Linked DNA regions of Homo sapiens: region 2 is linked to region 1. Evidence: chromatin contacts called from ENCODE Hi-C or POLR2A ChIA-PET data. All regions are on one chromosome and are shown on one strand. Each heading gives the region's core, a stretch centred on a gene start or an enhancer-like site at or near the end of the contact. The rest is flanking DNA. Distances are from core to core; before and after follow the strand shown. Region 1 overlaps DPYSL5 (dihydropyrimidinase like 5). Region 2 holds the start of MAPRE3-AS1 (MAPRE3 antisense RNA 1).

Region 1 (6,884 bases), core at 1,849-4,348:
TTTGTTTGCCTAGCTAATGTAATTTTGGCTGATTCCATTCAAGCCTTTGTCCATATGTTTACATAAATTTTTACAGAGTTGTTACCATGGCATGGAAATTATTTCATATTCTGTTCTTTCATCAAAACTTTTCCATGTCTCTATCTAATTTACAAATTGAAGCTTTTAAATGGCAGTCTTCAGTTCCGTTGGAATGTACTAGATTCCATTTTTTTAATTCATTTTGTTTTCATATGTTATTAGATTCTATTTATGCATTTACTTATTGATGAACATTAAGGTTATGTTCAAGTTTTTAATTATTTTAGATAGTACAACCACAAAAATCCTCATTCGTATCTTTGTGAACATCACATATATCATTTTCATACCTAGCTGATAATATGTTTTTGAGAATAGAGATTGTGTTTTTTTTTTTTCCAAATGTTTTTGGCATAGGGGGTACAATTCTATCTATAGTACCTGATAGTTTTCACATTAAGAGAAATGTATAAATACCTGTTAATTCCTTTATTTCAGGACCAACTTCACAAAGTTTCCTGATCAGCAAATACTTTCTAATCAGCCTTAATTGGCAAGTTGGTCATTGAAGAATTTGTGTGAAAGTAGGAATAAAATTGTGTGAGCTACTCAGTCATTAACAGGAATAATTTGGAGGACAAAAGATTCCAAGTGAAGCTGATTTTTATCAATTAATTCTATAAAATTGTGCTGTCTCAGTGGCAGATAGCACCTGATGTTGGCCATTATGACAGAAATTAAATGGTCTTGGTGTTGCAGAGAGATGATTCGGTTATGAGACGCACCCATTGCTAAGTTTGAGTATCTGGTAACAGAGTGCAAATAGCCAGAAATGGAAATGAATGTTAGTGCTGCCTGGCAAGGGAGAGAGAGGTTTACTGTCTGATAACTGTGCACTTAACTTGCCTTGGGCTGTTGTTTGAGATGGGCTTGAACCTCCTCTCAGACCTGCACCTATTTCCTGAGTGCCTGCAACGGGCAGTGCGATTTCCAGGAAGGAGCTAGTGCATGGGAGAGAAATGGGGTTGGAATCCTGACTGTTACTTCCTAGGCACGAGAGATCTTGGGTAAAGTCATTTTATCTCCTCAAGCCTCAGTTTCCTTGTGAACTAAAGGGATGCTAATATCGTCCTCACAGGCTTCTAGAGGACTAAAGTGAAAACGTGCACTGAGTCTGGTGGGAGTGTGGTAAGTGCTAAGTGGAGCTAATGGTATTGTCCAGATGCTAAATTAGGTGCTTTGTGACATATAAATGTATATAAAAACAATCAAAGGGACATGATTGTCAAATGGACACAGGCTGGACAATATGACAATTGGAGAATGTAAACTTCTCCCTCACATAAGGAGAAGTTTAGCACAACGCCTCTCCCCTCCTGTGTCTGTCAAATGAGAAGATGCAGACTGGATGCTGTCCTGACTGCTTTGATGTCCTGTGACAGACACCCTGTGTTGCTGCTGAGCTGTCACAATTCTTCATTGGTGAAAACTGGCAGATTTGCAGTTTGACACTATCTATCAAAATTAAAACTGCACATTCCTTTTAACCCAGCAGTACCACTGCTAGCAATTTTTCCTAAAGATATACAAGCACATGTGCTTGATGAAAAATAGGAAGGGCTGTTATTGCAGCACTATTTGTACTAGGAAAAAATTAGACATGACCTATCATTGGAGAATGAATGGAATGCACTATGACACGTCCTTACAAAGGAATACCATACAGCCATTACAAAGAATAAGGCAGGTATTTCTGTTCTGATGTAGAACAATCTCTAATATATATCATTGAATGGGAGGAAAACAATGCAGAACAATATTTAATGCGTGCCACCCTTTCTGTAATACATTATGTAATGTGAAATATATACTTAAATATGCATAGACCATCCATGGAAGGAAACACAACAAAACCTATGATGTTGCTTGTCTCTGGAGGGGTCAGGGAGGAGCTGGGAAAACTCACAATTTACATGGCTTTAAATGTTTATCATGTCTATGTTTTACCTGTCTAAACAGTAATAATAATTTGTCACCCGTGGCTGGCTCTGGCTCACCCTGTCAGAGACTCAACAAGACTTGAGGAGGGTGAAGTTCTTGGGCCCATGTGGATGGCTTATGTTCCCAAACGGACCCCCAGATGCAGGCCTCCGAAATAAGACACAAGCATACAGAGTTGGGCTTTCAGGCTTACTGAACAGACAGACTGTGTTTTTTTGACTGCCCATTCAAACAAGAAAGGCTCTGAGATCAGGAAGTAGGTATGACCCATTATTGCTGACTATCAAATAGCTTTTCCAATATTTCCCCTTTGAGTCTTTTTTATTCAGAGGAAAACTTGGTTGGAACTGTAGGACACAGAAGATGAGAAGCACTAACTGGGCATTGTGAACCTTCCCACAGGTTCACAATGTGTGTGATGTGTGTGTCTGCTCATCCCTTCATCCCTTCCTTCAGGCAGCAAGTGCTTGATGAATACCTGCACTGGGCCAGGTGTCATCATAGGATATTGGGTCTAAAAGAACTTTAGAGAACGTTTAGTCATTTCACAGAGGAGGAACCCACAGGGCACTTTAGCTTTCAGTGAGTGGTATCGGTGCAGAGAGAATGGTGATTTTTGCCTTCTTTGGTCTCGGATGATGGGTTAGGAAGCCTCTGGATGCTCCTATAGAATTGGCTTCCTCATGTAGAGCATTCATTTCATTTTGCCTTGTGTTTCAATTACTTGTGGACATGTTTTCTCTCTAAGGACGTGAAGACAGATTCATGCCATCCCCCGGCCATGATCTCTAACTCCTGGTGTTCACACTCTTATGTAATCCTCTATCTTTGAATGTGGCAGGACCTGTGACCTGCTTCTAACTAATAGGATACAACAGGGGTGATGGGAATGTCCTTTCCCTTATTATGTTATATAATACCTTATCTTGCTAGCAAACTCCTTTTGGAGACTCTTTTTGCTTGATGAAGTAAGTGGCTATTTTGGGAAAGCCCACTTGGCAAGAAATTGGTGGCTTCTAGGAGCTGAGGGTGTCCTCTAGCTGAGAGCCTGCAACCATGTGGAAATGAATTCTGCCAACAATGTGACTGAGTGTGGAAATAAGTTCTCCCCCAGGCAGGTCTCCAGATGAAAACATAGCTCATCCAGCATCTTGATTGCAGCCTTGTGAGGCTCTAAGCAGAGGACCCAGGGCTCCTGACCCACAGAGTGTGAGGAAATAAGCTTGTGTTGTTTTAAGCCACTAAATTTGTGATCATTTGTTACACAGCATAGAAAACTAATACAGGGCTCTCTTGTGGCACTTGGCGCAAGGCCCCTCAGCAAGTTGGTTATCAATGAATATGTTGAGCTGAATTTATTTCTCTTTCTTTTCGTGAATGTATCTCACAATAATTGCCTGAAGTGCTCTCACTTGGGTGGTCATATAATTTATATTTCAAAGCAGAGCACTTTGGAGAGTGATTATTATTTGCTATTAATGATCTACTTGGGTCTATAGGGATAAACTGGGTCTATGCCAGGCATACTGGGAGGTATGGTCCCCCAAGCTATGATAATCTCATCATTTATTGTCCACGTTTTCCTGGCTCATTTTGCCCCAGGAAGCCATTGCATGTTTGTTGATTATTTTTCTTCTGGGTCTGCACTCTTCCTTCCCCCTCCCCATCCCTACCTGCTCCCTGGCTTCTGCCTGGATGTTGGCAGAGAGCCGCTGTGTGCCTGACTGTGACAAGGCTGGTGGAAGTCACCGGGATGCCAGGCACATCCAGCCTCTGTGTGGAGGTCCAGCAGAGTGGGGCAGCTGTATTGACTAAGTTGGTGGGAAGGGAGGCTGGGACGGAGCTGTGCAGAGGAATTTACTAGAAGCAGTTGCAGGAGTGATCAGCACCCCATTACATGGCCATTTTCAATGTGTACAGCCTATTCCAGAAGCTGTTTCTGCCTGCCCCTGGTGTTTTTGTTGGGTTTTGTTCAGGTGGAGGGGAGGGGACTTGTTGAGGTGCCCTCCCCTTGGAATCCCCTTTTTGGAATAGACCCTGTAGCATCTGACACATGCACTCTGAGGGCCTCTCTCCAACACAGCGGGAGGAGAGGCTCCCTTTCCCCCACCACCCACCTCCATAATTATCTTCCTCAGAATCCATATGGGGAGCCCAGTCCCTTCCCACATGTCACCAGAATGTCCCTTCACTTTTTCACTGAGCCAACCACTTGCATTGCCCCTGGCCCACCCCTTCCTCCAATGTTCAGCTGTGTGGAGCCATACTAGCCCTGGCACTCTTGGCCACAGCTCTGACATGGGCCCCAGGCCATTGGCATCCTCCCCCTTTAAGCTGGCTCAGTTTCAGCTGCTGACCAGGAGTGTGGGACAGTCTTGACCTGCCCCCCAGGCATGTACCTATTTTCTTGACTTGTGGACCAGGCTGGAGTTTCCATTCCTTTCCTATCACTGCTTCTCAAATCTTGCCCAGAATGGTAAAGGAAAAGGAGCTCATACCCCTGGGAGCTTGTGGGCTGGGCCTGCAGCACCCTGGTACAAGTTGGAAATATCTTTGAAGCCTGCTTGAACAGCTTTATTGAGTATTGAGATACAACTTTCATACCATAGAGTTCACCCATACTAAGTGTGCAATGCAATGGTTTCTAGTGTGTTCACAGAGTTGTGTAGTCATCACCATAGTCTAAATTTACCACATTTTTGCCACCCCAAAAGAAACTCCATACGCATTAGCAGTCACTCTCTGTTTCTTCCACTACCATCTCTTCCCCAACCCTCCAGCCCCTGGCAACCACTAATCTACGTATTGTCTCTAGGGATTGGCTGATTCTAAACATTTCATATACATAGAATCGTACAATATGTGGCCTTTTGTGACTGTTGAAGCCACATTTTTTAATCTTAAGAAAATTAATGCACTGTCTGCACTCTAGTTCACAGTATTTCCTTTTCGTTTTAATAGATACAAGGAATTTCAGAAATTACATATAGTTAGACCGGGTGCAGTGGCTCACACTTGTAATCATAGCACTTTGAGAGGCCAAGGTGGGTGGATCATTAGAGCCCAGGAGTTTGAGACCAGCCTGGACAACATGACAAAACCCTATCTCTTTCAAAAAAATACAAAAATTAGCCAAGTGTAGTGGTGCGCGCCTGTAGTCCCAGCTACTTGGGAAGCTAAGGTGGAAGGATCACTTGAGGCCTGGAGGCGGAGGTTTCAGTGGGCCCAGATCGCTCCACTGCACTCCAGCCTGGGCAATGAATCCAGACCCTGTCTCATAAAAGAAAAGAAATTACACACAGTTTAAATGTTTAGCCCCACAAGAGTGCTCCAGGAAGAAAGAAGTGCCTTACTCATGCCACACCCCTGGGGCCCCAGTCTGAAAGGGGCTATGCCTCAACAATGCTGACAGCATCCAGATGGCTTTCCATCCAGAGCAGGTGCAGATCCCAAAGTAGGATTATTTGAGTAGATGATGGGAAAGGTGGGGAAGATGATTAACATTCTCTAAGCATCTGCCACTAGCCAGGCACCATCTAAGTACCACGGAAAGGAAAAGGTGGATGGAGGTGCTGGTCTTGAAGAAGTCTCAGTCACTTTCTGGGTGTAGATTGTGCAACTGTCAGTAAAGTGACAGAGAATGACTAACGTGAACCATCCTGGCCATTAGGATGCAGCAGAGATCTTCACTGATGAGTGTTGGACTGGATTTGGGAAGAAGACGCTAGGCAGAGGGATGAGTGTGAAGCTGCAGGAAGGGCCAGGCACTTGGAGAGGGACCTACTTGGCTGGCCTGTGAGAGCAGGGAGGCTTGGGCAGCAGGGGAGAGGGGGACAGACGCCCAAGGTGGCCGGGGTCAACTAAGCACATCCGTACTCCCCTGTTTCCACCTCTTCCTGACTCTTCGCCTTTGGGGTCTATGTGCTGAGGGGAGTCCAAGGCTGCTGGTCTAAAGAAGGGGGCCCAAGAGGGTCAGAAATGAGGAGACCTTGTCTTCATCTACATCCGTTCACAGACCCCCTCGTTGCCCTGAGCCTCCAGACCACCCTCAGCAATTTTTCTTTCCTAATTAAAATCAGTGACAATACAATGATGAGTTTTGAAAATACATTTAGTGTTTCTGTATATTTAAATAAGAAAACTGTGTGCATAAATGCAATGTGTTTTTTTCCTCCTTCTGATTTTGTATTAAAATAACATCTCTTGTTCCTTCTTTCTTTGGAAACCTTTGTTCACATCCTTCATGCTCCAAATAGCCAACAAATAGCACAGAAAGCATGGTCTTTCCTCCTAACTGTAGAGTCCTCTGTTCTTTGTTAAGATGTGGAGATAGGGTTTTGTGTTCTTTTTTTTTTTTTTTTTTTTTTTTTTAAGACGAAGTCTTGCTCTGTCACCCAGGCTGGAGTGCAGTGGCGCGATCTCAGCTCACTGCAACCTCCGCCTCCCAGGTTCAAGCAATTCTCCTGCCTCAGCCTCCCGAGTAGCTGGGATTACAGGCATGCACCACCACGCCCAGCTAATTTTTTGTGTAGAGACAGGGTTTCACCATATTGACCAGGACGGTCTTGATCTCCTGACCTCGTGATCCTTCCGTCTTGGCCTCCCAAGGTGCTAGTATTACAAGAATGAGCCACCACACCTGGCCTGTGTCCATTTTTAAATGCATGGTGAGCTTGAAGTCATCAGAGCCCACTTTATTGTATAAACATTTTATCATAATAGGTGTGGCCCATTAGAAAGACCTTATGGGTGAAGAGAGAGTCAAAAGGCTGGAAAAGATAGCTCATGGCTTTTTTGTGTGTGCTTTAAACTCCTCAGTTGTAAGCAATGAATTGGGACATTTACAGAGACCTATGCCAAGT
Region 2 (6,884 bases), core at 3,241-5,740, 150 kb after region 1:
AGCAATTTTGTCTATTCTTCCTGCCTTAATACAGTAATTTTCCACAAAACCAAACATTAAAAAGGGCTCTGATTAACCACAGTTAAACAAAGTTAATCAATATGTACAACATTATTTTCCAAACATTCAACTTAGTTAAGACTTTATTATATAAACACATTTCTTATCTTGCTTTTCATTTGTGATACAGTGTTGTGAGTAGCTGGAGAAAGATCGTGAGTCGCACTCATGGGTCTTCTTGGACAGATAAAATCTAGAACTTGAGGGTAGGATATGGAGTCTGAAGGGGGATGGGTGAGATGTTGAGATAAGGAGCACAAGCCTACTTTTAATCTGTATTTCTTTTTTTTTTTTTTTTTTTGAGATGGAGTTTCACTCTTTGTTGCCCAGGCTGGGGTGCAGTGGTGTGATATTGGCTCACTGCAACCTCCACCTCCCGGGTTCAAGCCATTATCCTATCTCAGCCTCCCAAGAAGCTGAGATTACAGGTGCGTGTCACCATACCCAGCTAATTTTTGTATTTTTAGTAGGGGTGGGGTTTTGCCATGTTGGCCAGGCTGGTCTCGAACTCCTGACCTCAGGTGATCCACCTGTCTCGGCCTCCCAAAGTGCTGGGATTACAGGCATGAGCCACAGCACCCGGGCCCAATCTATATTTCATTTCAAATTTTAACTGAAAGAACCAAAATGCTCTCCACCCTGCAGGCAGTCACTCACTATCTACCTGAAGTGCTGCAGCAGACACACATGGCTGTGATGACAAATGCCTGATGTCCCTCTCCAGCTTCCTCCTGGGCAAGTGATCAAGGACTCCACAATCATCTGCAGGTCTAGCTGCTGTCCCCATACTCCAACAAAATGACTCAGAGTTTCATCATTTCTTATTGCACAATTTAATGACCATATCGCCACCTCTGGTCTGGTAGCTTCATTAAACAGGGCAGATGACCTCCTCTTTGAAAGTGGGCCCTCCCTTGGCTCCTAAGACATCACCTTCTCTCCACCTCCTCTATTTTCATCGCGTCCCTAACATTCCTCCAGGACTGAGTCATTGGTCTTATGCTCTTTTTTTAAAATAAAAGTAATAATAAATATGTTTCCCATGTCCAGAATTTCCCATTTTCTCCTCGCTGCTTTCTGGCATCCTGTCATCTTTAAAGGCCCAATTAGGTGCCACCTTCCTCCAGAAACCCTCTAACTGCTGATCCCCCTCTCATCTTTTTCATGTGCCTGGAACACTTAAAAGCCAAAGGTGCTTTCACTATTTAGCACTTCATATATTCTGCTTTGTGGCGTCCCTTGTTATTTTATAAATTACTCTTACCTCTTCAACCAAAGAAAAGCTCCTTAATAAAGACAAGACCCATGCCTTGAAATGATCCCATGTCCTCATGATGCCTCACTGGGTGTTGAGCATTTTGTCAGTGGTCAGTAAGCACTTGCTGGTCGAGATTAAGGCAATGCTAGGCCGGACCTGGTGGCTCATGCCTGTAATCCTAGCACTTTGGGAGGCTGAGGCAGGTGGATCACTTGAGGTCAGGAGTTCAAGACCAGCCTGGCCAATACGGTGAAACCTCATCTCTACTAAAAATACAAAAATTAGCTGGGTGTGGTGGCACACACCTGTAATCCCAGCTATTCGGGAGGCTGAGGCAGGAGGATTGCTTGAACCAGGGAGGTATAGGTTGCAGTGAGCTGAGATCATGCCATTGTACTCCAGCCTGGGCAACAAAGCGAGACTCCATCTCAAAAAAAAAAAAAAAAAAAGAAAGAGAGAGGTTAAGGCAATGCTGCAATGTCTTGAAAAAATAAGTATAAAGAAGAAAACTGGGCCAGGCATGGTGGCTCATGCCTGTAATCCCAACACTTTGGGAGGCCGAGGCAGGCAGATCACAAGGTAAAAAGTTTGAGACCAGCCTGGCCAATATGGTGGCCCCATCTCTACTAAGAATACAAAAATTAGCCAAGCATGGTGATGGACGCCTGTAATCCCAGCTACTCGGGAGGCTGAGGCAGGAGAATTGCTTGAACCTGGGAGGTGGAGGTTGCAGTGAGCCGAGATCATGCCACTGCACTCCAGCCTGGGTGACAGAGCAAGACTCCATCTCAAAAAAAAAAAAAAGAAGAAGAAGAAGAAATCCTCTGAAATTCCCTTTCCCTCCTCCTAATTCTCAAGGGGTGAAATCTGGGCAAGTCATCCTGCTCTAGAGCTGTGAAAAATCAAATCGTCCTTCCTGCACCAGTGTGGTGGTGTGGAAAGAGCATGGGATTTGTGTTCATTTGGCCAGGTTCAGCTCTGATCTTGCCAGTGGTTGATCTTGAACTTGGAAAAGTCACTGGAATCCTCATCCTTCATTTCCTCAAAAGCAAAATTGAGGTAACAACTCAAAGGCTTTCTGGAGCTGGATGCTGTAATCCACAAGAGTGGCATTTCTGGTGGGAATTTCGGGCACTATGGTAGGGCAGGAGAGAAGCTATCTGCAGGCCTTCTGGAAGCTCTCCAGTGCATGTCCCCACTGGGGTGGGGGCTGACTGTCTCCACGTGGGGTTAGTCCTGCAGAACAGGCAGGTAGAGTAGAGTCTGAGGGCATGAGGAAAGGCAGTCTACTGGAGAGGGCACAGAGAGTTCAACAAACACTGAAACTTAAGTTTGTCCTGGACATCTTCAGCATCCGACTTTCTGGTGGAAAGCTTAAAGTATAAATGACTGTGCCCTCTCAAAAGGGCACAGAAGTAAAACTGGGAGGATTTTGGGAGGGGACTGGATGTGGGGTGAAAGGTATGGTGAGAGCAGAGAAGAGGGGCCTGAGCCTGGGGTCAGGGGAAAGTAGGCTAAACAATTCACAGGATGCAGACATTTCAGAGAAGGGTGACACATCACTTGGCCCTGAACAACAACTATAAGCCAGACAGTCCAAAGAGACATAGTTCCAAAGGAACATAAAGTGACATGGCTTGTTATGTGTCCCCAGAGACATGGATGTGCTTTTGGAACTTGAAGGATAATTAAAAAAACATCAGACCCACCAGGGCTGCTGCAAACATGACAGTTCCCTTCCCAACACGTCATGGCAGCTGCTGCAGCTCCCTTCCCTCTATCCTGAGGCTAGCCACAGATGGGCCAGCAGCCCACCCCCAGAGCAGACCAAGCAGAGAGGTGCTCCCAGGAGTTACCAGGTTCCACTCTCGGAACCATCTTAAAATCCTGTTCTGGGAAATCCAGCAGCACCATGTTATATGCATTAGAGGGAGACTGTTTAAATCCCTTGCCAAGGTTCCCAAGGCTTCGTGCTGCATCTGTTTGCGTGTAGCCAGGGAGTGCAGCTAGCATTCTCCTCTCCTTGCTTCTCCATGTAGCCAGTGGCACCTCCTCAGGGTCAACAAACAAGAAATAAAAGCAGAAAACCACACTTTCTGAGTCCACCTGCCATCTGAACCCCCCAAACCCTAGTTTAACCTCTCCCATTCATTCATTCATTCATTCAATAAATATATAGGTACTGAGAAGCTATTGTGCACTGAGCCCTGAGCCAGTACTAATTGAGGGAAGAAATGGGCAACATAGCTTCAAAAGCACAGCTCTGTCTTTCTGCCTGAGGCAGCAGAGAGTGGATACCCAAGGCTGTCCCTACTCTCTCCCTGCTCAGGACCCTGATCAGAGGGTCTGTGGGAATTGGGTCAGGGTGCAGGAAAGAAGATGTTGAGTCAGATATGTCTATGTCAGTGATCTTGCCTATCAGTAAAGGTTGCTCAGCCCCCAAAGCAGCGTGATGGTGAACCTTTGGCTCCTGCCAGCGGTACTCATTATCCTTCCAACAGCCCCATGCTCAATCATACCATCATTCTGATGCTTCATGAGAACTGAGGCTTGGATATCTTCGCCTACTTGCTTGTGTCTCACAGGCAGCGAATGGCAAAGCCTGTAGCCAAGTCACACTGTCTGCCTTCTGCTGGGAGCCTTGGATTGATGGGTGACTCCATGGACATTTGTTGACCTAAAAAGTAGGTGTTTGAGGAACTGAAAGATCTCCAGCAAAGAACGTTTAGAAAGAAAATATTGCCTATCTGCCCACCTAGATGAACCCTACTGAAATGGATTGATTTTAGCGATGAGAAATTTTGTTTACTATACTGCAGGGTTTCCGTTAACCCTCGAAGTTATGGTCAGATAGGGTGACCTAGCCAGAACCTACCCCAAGGACTCCTTCCCTGGCTAGCAGCTACAGGGATGTGGCACCATTATCCCAACCAGCCTGGGGAGAGCCTTAGTAAGAGTTCAGATCATTATTCAGCAGGACATGTCCAGGATCCCAGTGGCTGGAACTTCAGCAGGGCTCAGGGTCTTAGAGTTGTGACCTAAAAGTGTTGTGAGAACAAAATCCTGGAGGAGTTTCAGTCCCTACCTGAACCCACAGCCGTCCAGATCCCTGTCCTGGATGTGTGGGAGGGGGCGCATGCTGGGCTCCAGGCCAACCCTGCAAATACTCCACTTGCCCCGTCTCTGCATTGATTAATCCAGCTTTGAGAGGCTGAGCCTCTCAATGAATCAGGTCCTTGCTCAGCCATAAGAAGAAGGTGATTGGCCAGGTCTGCCAGGGCTTTGTGACCCGCTGGCTTGCTCCCCAGCCCCTCAGAACCCCTCAGCCCCACCTGCACATACTGCCTCCATGCAAGCCCAGAATAACCTGGATGTGTGACTCACAGGGGTAGGGGTAGCAATTTTGCAGATTTTCCAAACAGGTGACTTCAGCCCCCGGGCCTGGGCAGGAAGGGGTAGCCCAGTGACAATGGGCATAGTCCCACTTCAGGAACGGGAAACGTGTTGGCTGGCTCTGTGGAGTTCTCTCTCTTCTGATCCCACAGCATCTGTTCCAGTTGTCTTGGCCGGTAGGATGGCGTCTACAAAGCAGGCTATATGGGAAATCTGGAGCTGGGGAGGGATTGTGGTCAGAGCCCAGCTTTGGGAAGCCCATGTGGCTGTCTCAAGGCAAAGCAGCAGAGAAAAGTTCTGTAGTCTGTCTCCTTTCTGGACTGGCATTTCCATGGTCTGAGACCAGAGGCTGGCTGTGTGTCAGGCACCTACTCCTCGAACAAATGCCCTTAGATTCTCACTGTCTGTCCCCGCGATGCTGACAGCACTTGCCAAATACATACTGAATGTCAGGCTCTGTGCTCAGCACTGTGTACACATGGCTCACTTAATCCTCATAACTGTTCTGTGAGGTGGGAGCTGTCACTGTCCTCACTTTATAGATGAGGACACTGAGACCTAAAGTCAAGTCAGACAGCTAGGACATGGTACAACTAGGATTTGAACCCACCTGATGTGCCTGGAGATCTAGTGTTCTTAAGCACTACCTTTCTGGAGCTTGCTGGAGGCATGCTGGCCACCTCCTTCAGGACTGGTAGACCTGGTGTGTCTTTCATAGCCACGCTGGGCAGAGGGTGGAGGCCTGGAAACTGCAGGGGGTTCTTCCAGGGACCAGCCAGAACAGGGCTAAACTTGGGGTAAAAAGAGCTCTAGAGAATTAGAGAAGACTGAGGGCCCCTAAATTACCCTTAAGACATATTTGTGGAAGACAGATTTAAAAACAAAAAGCCAAAATTAGATTTAGGCTGGTGATAAGGTCATTAAATAATAGAATGTGAAATTTCAGTTGTGCAGACTTATTGGCCATCTTTATGATTTAAGAATATAAGTGCCTAGATCTAAGTGCAGTCCTAATCGCCTGGGAAGGAAGCAGATGGTCTCTAGAAACCCTTCTGACCATGGGTTAGTGGGATTTGGTCTTGATGACCATTTTTAAGGCCTCAGTCTGCAGAATGACCAGCAGCTTCCCCTCCCGCAATGAGAGCTGTAATTGCCTTTCCCAGTTGCCTGTGAATGCACCATGAACCTTACAGTCCTAGTATAGGAAATGACTCAGCAAAATCACCAGATTAAACCTCCTCAACTTTTCTTTCCCTTGGCTCCATTCCTGATAGCAGGAGTCGAGGCCCTTCAGAGCAGGCTTTCCCCAAAGCCACGTTGTCGGTCTGATCCTCGAATGGGGATCCGCCTGGATGATGACATGCCACAATCCAATCAGGGTCTGTTTCTCCTGACAGTCACATGTGCCAAAGATCATGGTAGAAACATGTGGATGGGGTTGGAAGACACTGCTACTACATCTCTTGGGACAGAGCCTGCCCCCTCCGAGTGGCTACCTACCATTCTCTCCGGGGAGGTGAAGGAGCTCTTGGGAACAAGTGTGTTATTATTAAGAGTTTCGTCAGGTTATGTCTTTTTTTTTTTTTTTTTTTTTAAGATGGAGTGTCGCTCTTTTGCCCAGGCTGGAGTGCAGTGGCGCTATCTTGGCTCACTGCAAGCTCCGCCTCCCGGGTTCACGCCATTCTCCTGCCTCAGCCTCCTGAGTAGCTGGGACTACAAGTGCCCGCCACTGTGCCCGGCTAATTTTTTGTATTTTTAGTAGAGACGGGGTTTCACCGTGTTAGCCAAGATGGTCTGGATCTCCTGACCTCATGATCCGCCCACCTCGGCCTCCCAAAGTGCTGGGATTACAGGCGTGAGCCACCGCGCCTGGCAGGTTATGTCTTTGCTGTAATTGGAGGCAGCTGGTCCACTTAGACCCTGATGCTTGGGCAAATACTTTATACACCTCTGCCCCCAGCAGCTGGTCTGGTGTGAGTCCAGGCCCAAGTCAACCCCCAATGCAAAAGCCAATCAGAAGTTGGACCTCTTTGGTGAGTTCAAACTGTGGTTTTAGGGGATACGGAGGCTGGCTTAGTTCAGTCCAGGATCTTAGAACAGCCCCAATGCTCCAGGCCCCTCAGCCAGCCCAGCTTTTAGAGGCTCCCAATTTGAGCTCTAAACTGAGCTCTGG

The links. A loop is a pair of places that touch in the nucleus more often than their neighbours do. ChIA-PET counts read pairs that join two places held with the same protein, here RNA polymerase II (POLR2A).
Region 2: a map of endothelial cell of hepatic sinusoid shows a loop between it and region 1 (2.9-fold over the local background). The contact joins the promoter of MAPRE3-AS1 here to the enhancer-like site in region 1. A Hi-C loop is called at or near these places in 1 of 168 maps with a recorded cell type or tissue (endothelial cell of hepatic sinusoid). POLR2A ChIA-PET finds 5 or more read pairs at or near these places in 3 of 52 experiments (Panc1, WTC11 and activated CD4-positive, alpha-beta T cell).

What each region holds. Positions count from the first base shown.
Region 1 is chr2:26,858,946-26,865,829 of GRCh38, forward strand. All of the region lies in intron 1 of DPYSL5 (dihydropyrimidinase like 5), which reads left to right. Among named protein-coding and RNA genes, the nearest start is that of DPYSL5, 14 kb to the left of the region's middle. Within about 2 kb of position 3,099, at least 2 of the 41 ENCODE cell types and tissues checked have a DNase peak (open chromatin) inside an H3K27ac peak, as active enhancers do.
Region 2 is chr2:27,010,098-27,016,981 of GRCh38, forward strand. MAPRE3-AS1 (MAPRE3 antisense RNA 1) reads right to left here and starts at 4,491. Exons shown (of 6, transcript NR_149018.1): 1 at 4,404-4,491. All of the region lies in intron 1 of MAPRE3 (microtubule associated protein RP/EB family member 3), which reads left to right.